Linked DNA regions of Homo sapiens: region 2 is linked to region 1. The links are chromatin contacts, found by Hi-C or POLR2A ChIA-PET in ENCODE. All regions are on one chromosome and are shown on one strand. The core of a region is the stretch at or near the end of the contact, and the rest is flanking DNA. Distances in the headings are between cores, read along the strand shown.

Region 1 (3,942 bases), core at 440-2,939:
CTGGACGCCGAGTCTCTGGGCAGGAAATCAGGGCTCCAGGGCCCCTGGGCTGCCGGCATGGAGGCTGGGTGGGCCCAAACCCATGGGTCTGCTGAGATTCCTGGTGCAGGGCTCTTTGGGGAAGGAGCATGGTGGCTCAGGTCAAACATACCCGAGGTTAAGTCTGGGTCCAGCCAGAGAGGACCTTTAACCCTGCCCACTGCGCTTCCTCTCCTTGAGCCTCAGTTTCCCCATCTGAACAGGGGGCAGTGGGACTTGACATTGCCATGGGGTAGAGACAAGGCAGCTTCTCAGTTGAGCCAGCAGGGGGAAAGAAAGCACATGGTTTCTTGCATGTGGGGCAGACGCTCTTCCCAGGGCTGCTCAGTTGCCCCAGGACCTGTCCTGGGACCACCTGCTGGGGCCTGAGTGGACATGGCCCCCAAGGGGTTTGCTGTGTGTGTGGGACCATAAGTAACCCTGTCTCGCTTTTGCCACCTCAGGAGCTCCCTGGACACCGGAAGCAGCCTCTCCACTGACCGCTACAGGTACTGTCTTGCCGTCCACCCCAGCCTGCCCCAGGATCTCCTTAGGTCCTCACTGCCCATCTGCACCCAGAGGCAGGCCTCCAAGAGCCCTTTGGGGGAAATTAGCTCCACCATTTGGCCCTGAAATTCCCCCAAGGGCCAGAGGTACTACTGATATGTCCCCTGAGAGCTTCTACAGCTTGGAGTGGTTTCCCCTCAAATCAAGGTCCCCCCAAAGACCAGGACTGCAGTCGAAGTTCTGCCCCCAAAGACCAGAGCTCAGCTGAAGGCCCCTCGGAGGATCAGGCTGCAGCTGATAGTTCTTCCGAGATCCAAGGCTGGTGGGTCTCCCAAGGACCAGCCTGCAGCCGGCAGTTCCCATGACGACCAAGGCTGCAGCCCAGGGGAGAAGCCTGTTGGTTTCTATTGGTGTGCAGCTGCGCTTGGTGGGAGCTGGGGTGTCTGAGGGTCTCTGCTTCCGTGTGCTTTGTATCTTGATGTCTTCCAAAAAGAGCATTTTCTGTTTTCACACACACAAAAAAATACTGGAGACTGCGCTTAGAGGAAAGCTCCCTTGATTGGAAGCCAGCAGATCCTTGTTCCAGTCTCGTGGGCAAGAAAGACAAGTGACAGGCAGACTGTCCTGGCAGTGGAGGTGGCTTAGAGGGCTGTGTTCGGTGCATCGATGTGAATTGGGGAGGAGGGGACATCTGTGCTGCGTTGTAGAGGTGACTAGAGGTTGACTGGTTCCCTGTTTGGAGGGTGGGAGACAAGTGGTCCCGGAAGGGAGCACCCTGTGTAAGGACCTGTGGAGGGTGGATGTGGCCGGGCCATGGAGAGGGAGGAGGGGAGTTGGGGGAGGTTTGGGAGGGAGCTTCGTCCTGCTAAAGAGCTTGGCTTCTGGGAGAGGGGGTTTTTGAACAAGCCCAAAAAGAGACTCACAAGGTCGTAGGCCCTGTCCCTGGAGACAGCAACCAAGGGCTGGGCCCCACGTGTCAGGGTTGCAGCAGATGCTATACAGGAAGGAGATGTCAGAGCGACCGACTCTGAAACTCTGGGCTGCAGGGAGCGAGGGGGTGGCCATCTGGGCCCTGCTTCCCTGAGCCAGCTAGGGACTGGCAGCCCCGCCGCGTGCGCTCCTGGAGGACACAGCCAAGTGGTACACACGTGTACACACATGAGCGACACGCTCACGCAGTCACCTGATCCTCTGCACGGACACTCCACAGTCACACCCACATATCATCATAACAGTACTTCCTTTGCTTTGTGAAAGCTGACAGCCCTTATGGCCCAGCGAGTCAGGGCTATTGTTAGCCCACTCCACAGACGTCACCTGCTCAGGATTCGAGACTGCGGGGGCAGAGCCGGGATTTGAACATTTGGGTATCCTGGTGTGAATACTGCCCAACACCGTAGCACACTCCCTGCCCTCATACTAGTAGTTCCTCATATGCCCATTGCATAATCTCACACGCACACACGTATACACACAGACTCCAGAACATTCCCACACCCAGTTCTTCCTGTAGTCAAATGCTAGCATTGTCACTTTTGCACATGGGTGAACACACAGCCCCCATTTTGACACATATGTGCTTGCGGGCTCACACTGGTACACACACTCTCACCCCTGATGGGATGGCTCAGGGTGCCAGCAGGCGTGTGGGTTCCTGTGTCAGGGTGGCCCCAGGGAAGGAGGCTGAGGAGGCTCCTGTAGGGGCTGAGCCTGGCCTCTGCACCACCCACCCATGCCACGGGCGCCACTGCAGCTCCATCTGAATTGTCCACTCCGCCGGCCAGTCAGTCAGGTGCCCTGCTCGAGGCCAGCCCAGGAAAGTTCTGGTATGCAGGGAGTGTGGATGGGGCTCTTTGTTCTAGGATGTGTGGGGGCCTAGCAGGTTCCGTGCTCCTGCCCACTTGGGTCTCACTGCACAGCCCTCCATCGGATGGAGCCACACTTGACCTCAGAGCCAATGCCCCAGTGCCTCACTCCCTGGAGGACAGAGCAGGGATCAGAGCGGAGGCCGTAGGAGCCCCTCAGCTCTGCTGTTTCCCCGCCTGCATTCAGCCACATTTCCTGAGCACCTGCGGGTGTCGGGCACTCAGGATCCCTCGTTGAGCAGTCCTGCTGCCTTCACAGAGCATCTGTGGCAGGCAGGAGCACAGGCAGCAAGCAGAAAAAGAAACTGGTTTTTAACATAACGTGTCAAGTGGTGACAAGAGCTATGGAGAAAATAAATCCAGGTGAAGGGAATAGACAGAGATGGGAGGGTGGCCAGGGAAGGCCTCTGGGCCTGGAAGCACAGGAGGGGTGAGGAGCATCCCAACAGTCTGGTGGGAACAGCGGTGCAGAGGCCCTGGGGTGGAGCATGCCTGGAGGAGTGGCCAGGAGGCAGATGCTAAGTGGGGCCTGCCCCATCCTGCCATCTTGCCTTGGCATGCGTCCTGACTCCCAACCCTCACAGCAGCCTCAGACACAGACAGGGCCAGGATCAATGTTCCCCTTTCACAGATGAGGGTACCTGAGACCAGAAGAGCATTGGTGCCAGGTCCAGGACTAGGGCCCAGGGCCCCCGCTGCTACCAGAACTCTGTGCCCTTTTTGTGCAGTGGAGGCACCAGCTCTGCTGCTGGGGGCAAGCTTCTGAGAATCCCAGCCTTCGGAGGTTCTGGAGGCCTGTGCACAGCCTAGGAATTCAGAAACAAAGGTCCCAGCCAGTAATTGCTGCCTTTCAAAGGCACAGCCGGCTTCCTCTGCCACAGGCGTGAGAGGGAAGCTAATGTCCTTCTCCAGGAGTGTGGGGGGGCGGGGGAGGAGTGGGCAGCACTTCAGGGCTGCTGGCCCCGCCTGTGCTACCTTGCCAAACAGGCTCATCACACTCGGCAGATCGCCTCTCCCCTGCCTGCCCCCAGTTATCAGCCCAAGTTGGGGTGTCTTGCGTCCAGCCTGGGTCCATTCCGATGACACTGGGTGTCCCCCTTTACCTCTGGCCTCGCACTCCCCGACTGTATTATAAGAGGCTTGGACCCAGCCATTTGGAAAGCTTTCCCTTTCCAGCCATCCAGGACGGGTACCTCCAAGGGAAAGTGACTACAGACAGGGTCTCCCAACCTTGGCACTACTGACATTTTGGGCAGGACCATTCTCTGGTGTGGGGGCTGTCCTGTGCATGGTAAGGTGTTTAGTGACATCTAAATGCCACTGGATGCTGGCACTCTCTCCCCATTTGTGACAACCAAAATTTCTCCAGATATTACCAGATGTCCCTGGGGGTGGGGGGATGACCCAGACGCCTCTGGTTGAGAACCATTGCTCTAGAAGCAGCATTTTTGCTAATGACACTGAGAAAATGCCACCTGAGGTGGGAGACTTTGTTCTTTGGCTTTGCATGGGGTGAGATCAGGCCTCTGGTTCCCAGCCTGGCCCTTGGAAG
Region 2 (3,619 bases), core at 105-2,604, 46 kb before region 1:
ATCAGTGAGGACCCTGATCGGATGTCACGGTTCTCTCTCTCTCTTCATCCCTCAGCCCTGTTTCTTCATTCTTGGGAAGGTTTGCTCTTACAGTATAACACGATAGGCACCAGGAACCCCAGGCTCACAGCCAGTTAGTTCAGTGGCCCCAGCCGGAAGAGGTCTCTTTTTCAGATCTGCAAAAGCGCCAGGGCTGACTCTCATTGGCCTGACTCAGGTTACAAGCCCATCTCTAAGCCAATCACTATGAAGAACAGAGGGATTTATGCTCTGATTGGCCAGGCTGGATCACGTGCACATCCCTGGACCTAGAGGGTGCTGAGAACGGACAGGGGGAGACCTAGCGGAGTCACGTGGACCAACAGTGGGGAGGAGGTTCAGGGATAAGAGGGGCTGGATGCCAGACAGTGGATCCAACTGTGTATGCCTCAGTCGTCATCAGTGCTCGGGCCTGATCCTGCCGCCAGGCTGTAGCTGCATGCGTCTTGTGTCCCCTTGTCCAGGGTTTGCCACACACCCCATGTGCTGGATGAAGGGGACACACGTAGGAATCACACTGAATAACCTCCTCCCTCGTGGCATCCCCTGAGCTTGGGGAGGAGGCAGCCCTGCCTCCCCAGTTCCTGCCCTGAGCCACAGGGACCAGTTACTTGGATGAAGCCCCTCGTCTGCGCATGGCAGGAGGTGGAGCCCAGCTCCTCCTGTGGAGGAAGCTTCCTAATGGTCTCCCCTGGGGCCCGGTGAGGACATAAACTCTGCATCACTGAAGGTGCTGGGGCTCAGATGGCACCGCCTGGGATGCTGGAGGAGCATGCATCCCTGCAGCAGGCAGGGCTGGGATGGAGGCCCCAGGTCTCCTTCCGTCCTTGAGCCCGATTAGTCTTGTCAGGTATGGGGCTGAGGCTCTGGCTGAGGGACGATGTCTCCTTTATAAGTGAGTTTGTTTATTTGCTCTTAATGCCTCTCTGTATCCTCTCGCCTCCCCAGCTGGAGTTGGTGAAACCACAGACTGTGCCCTGGGCAGGGGCAGGACCTGTGTGGAGCCACCGAGATGTGATTTAGTCACTTGTTACCTGGGTTAGGCTAAAATAATCCCAAGTACTGAGATGTTGCCAAGAAGACACAACACAGAGATAGGACCCTGAGGACTAGGAGCAGCTTGTGCCTGGGTGCTGGGGGCCTCTCTGAGCCAAGAGCTAAATAATGGGAGGAGCCGGCTACGGGAGGGGGAAGAGTGCTCGCGGCAGAGGGAACAGCAAGGGCAAAGGCCCCGGGACTCGAAGAAGTTCGGCCTTGGAGATGGAAAGTTGGCCAGCGTGCCTGGAGCAGAGTGAGGAGGGGCTGGCACTGGGACAGGAACCCTGCAAGGTGGGTGGGGCCAGAGAGCGCAGGGCCTGAATGTTGGTGGACTGTTTTACGCGAAGAGGCCACCATCAGAGGGGTTGATAGAGGAGACACCATTGAGATTGTTCTGGTGAGGGAACAGAAATAATTCGGGTTAGGGGCTAAAATTGACTTCTCCCATTATTTAGCTCTTGGCTTAAATGTCGCCGTCTCAGAGAGGCCCCCAGCACCCAGGCACGCGCTGCTCCTGGTCCTTAGGGTCCTGTCTCTGTGTTGTGTCTTCTTGGCAGCATCTCAGTTCCTGGGATTATTTTAGCCTAACCCAGATGGGGAGAGGACATGTGGCCAGGGAATGAGGCCTGGGCAGGCCTGGGAAGGAGCCAGGTCAACAGCGTTCTGGGACGTCCGTGGTCAGCCGGGGCGTGTTTTGCAGGTATCTCTTTGCAGGACTTTGCAGCAGCCGCGCGCTGCCCTCTGCTGGAACTTCTGAGCATTACACCTAGCGCCTTTGAGCTGTACTAACCCCAGAACTTACTTCCCTGAGCACTTTATGGAAACACCCCCGTGATACGGTGTCCTCAGAGCTGGCAGAAGCTCACAAGGTCTTCTTCTCCTGCCTGGTATGTCCCTGCTGGCTTGCTTAGCCCTAGGCACAGGCATCTCACTAGCCCCTTTTGATGCAGTCAGTTCTGACCCTGCACAGTGCAGGGCAATTGACCCCGCGCAGTGCAGGGTAGCTTGACCCCAGAAAGAGCTGTGCTTAGCTTCCTCCTGGCCTCGACCATGCACAGGCCCTTAGAACTGCCTGGGGGGCCTGGGGACACTGACCACCTCCCCCATGACTGCCCTGCTCCAGCGCCTCCAGGTCCTGCCCACCCCGACCCCACCCAAGCTGCCCTCCCAGACCAAAGAGGAGACCTGGGAGGAAGCCTGAACAGTCTAGGCTTCCACAGAGGATGTGGCTTTCCTAGGAAAACCCCTGAAGACTCCCCAAATGTGCCACACGTGTCCTCTGCCTGCCTGTGTCTTTGTTTTTTATGTTGGAGCTTCAGGCACCTCTCAGTTTCCCTGAATACAGAGGGAGGGCTGACAAGGGCCTGGTCATAGGAACAGCTGGGGTGAACAGACAGGTCAGCGGGGGCAAGGCTGAGGCACAGCCAAGTCGGGCTTCCTGGGAGCATTGTGGGCCCGTCCCACCTGGGCTTCTGGGTCCTTTCACACCCCAGCCCCTGCTCCTGCAGTAGTCACAAAGGAGGGCTGTGCTCAGGGAGGGCAGGGAGGCCAGGAGGCCAGGGGAAGAGATGGGAGAAAAGATGCATGGGTTTCAGTAGGCCCAAGCCCAAGTCAAAGGCCCAGCAACACTGTCCTGGGTCTCATTCCAGCATCTGTCCTGTAAACAAACTCCCTCATTCATTCGGCAAATATTTTTTGAGCATCTGCTATGTGCCAGGCACGGTCTATGGCTTGAGCCTGCTTCAGTGAATAAAACAGACTCCCCTGGCCTCCTGGAGTCTGTATGCCAATGAGGAAGGAGGACAGCAACCAGCAGCCTGGCAGAGAGACCGATGCTGCTGCCCTCGGAGAGTGGTGACGGGGTCAAGGCATGCACCTGAGTGAGCGATGGCGTAGGGAGTGCAGGACAGAGGTGGGCAGGAGCCCTCCCTGAGAGAGTGTCCACTGAGTCAAGACCGGAGTGACGAGAAGTCTTTACAAACCTCTCTGGGAGAAGGCCGTAGAAACCGAGCACAGAATGGGTCATCAGGGCAGAGGAGTGTGGGCGGTGAGGAGGAGGCCAGGCCAGCCAAATCCAAATTAATCTTCCTCCTGGCTGGTCAGGCAGCTCCGTGCAGTCTTCCAGTGCTGTCCCCGCGGCTGGGGTTCAAATTCCGCACAGGGCTTTTGGTCAAGGGAACTGTGGATACCCGGGTTCCATTCTCAGCCTGTCTGTGCCTGAGTGTCCCCGGCTGAGGTCCTTCTGAGCTCAAGGATCGAAGTCTAAAATCTCTACGGAGCTCATACGAGTCACAGGGTGCCAGGTCCCCTTAGTGTGCCTCCTCAGGCCCAGCAGAGCACCTGGCACATGGCAGAAGCCCAGCAAAGTCCCTTTAAATCAACACCAGGCTGTGGGGAGGGAGAAGGGGCTCTCGGGATGTGGTGGGCTGTAGAGTCTCTCAGCCCAGCGTGGGGCCTACCTCTACCAGGACCTGCCCCTGCACCAGGCCTGTCACCAATCACCCCACAGACTCCATGAGCATGTCCTGTGGGGGACTTGCAG

The links. A loop is a pair of places that touch in the nucleus more often than their neighbours do. ChIA-PET counts read pairs that join two places held with the same protein, here RNA polymerase II (POLR2A). Pooled maps may share reads with other maps.
Region 2: a loop to region 1 is called in a map of GM12878, with 5 times the contacts of the local background. The contact joins two enhancer-like sites. A Hi-C loop is called at or near these places in 5 of 168 maps with a recorded cell type or tissue (B cell, GM12878, OCI-LY7 and 2 more), 15 of 37 single-sample maps with no recorded cell type and 8 of 50 pooled maps. POLR2A ChIA-PET finds 5 or more read pairs at or near these places in 3 of 52 experiments (B cell, OCI-LY7 and activated B cell).

Annotation. Positions count from the first base shown.
Region 1 is chr3:13,044,063-13,048,004 of GRCh38, reverse strand. All of the region lies in intron 1 of IQSEC1 (IQ motif and Sec7 domain ArfGEF 1), which reads left to right. Among named protein-coding and RNA genes, the nearest start is that of IQSEC1, 27 kb to the left of the region's middle. RefSeq lists enhancers at 509-1,027, 1,383-1,802, 2,243-2,322. Within about 2 kb of position 1,689, at least 7 of the 41 ENCODE cell types and tissues checked have a DNase peak (open chromatin) inside an H3K27ac peak, as active enhancers do.
Region 2 is chr3:13,090,535-13,094,153 of GRCh38, reverse strand. It overlaps a transcript of IQSEC1 not described here. Among named protein-coding and RNA genes, the nearest start is that of IQSEC1, 19 kb to the right of the region's middle. Within about 2 kb of position 1,354, at least 10 of the 41 ENCODE cell types and tissues checked have a DNase peak (open chromatin) inside an H3K27ac peak, as active enhancers do.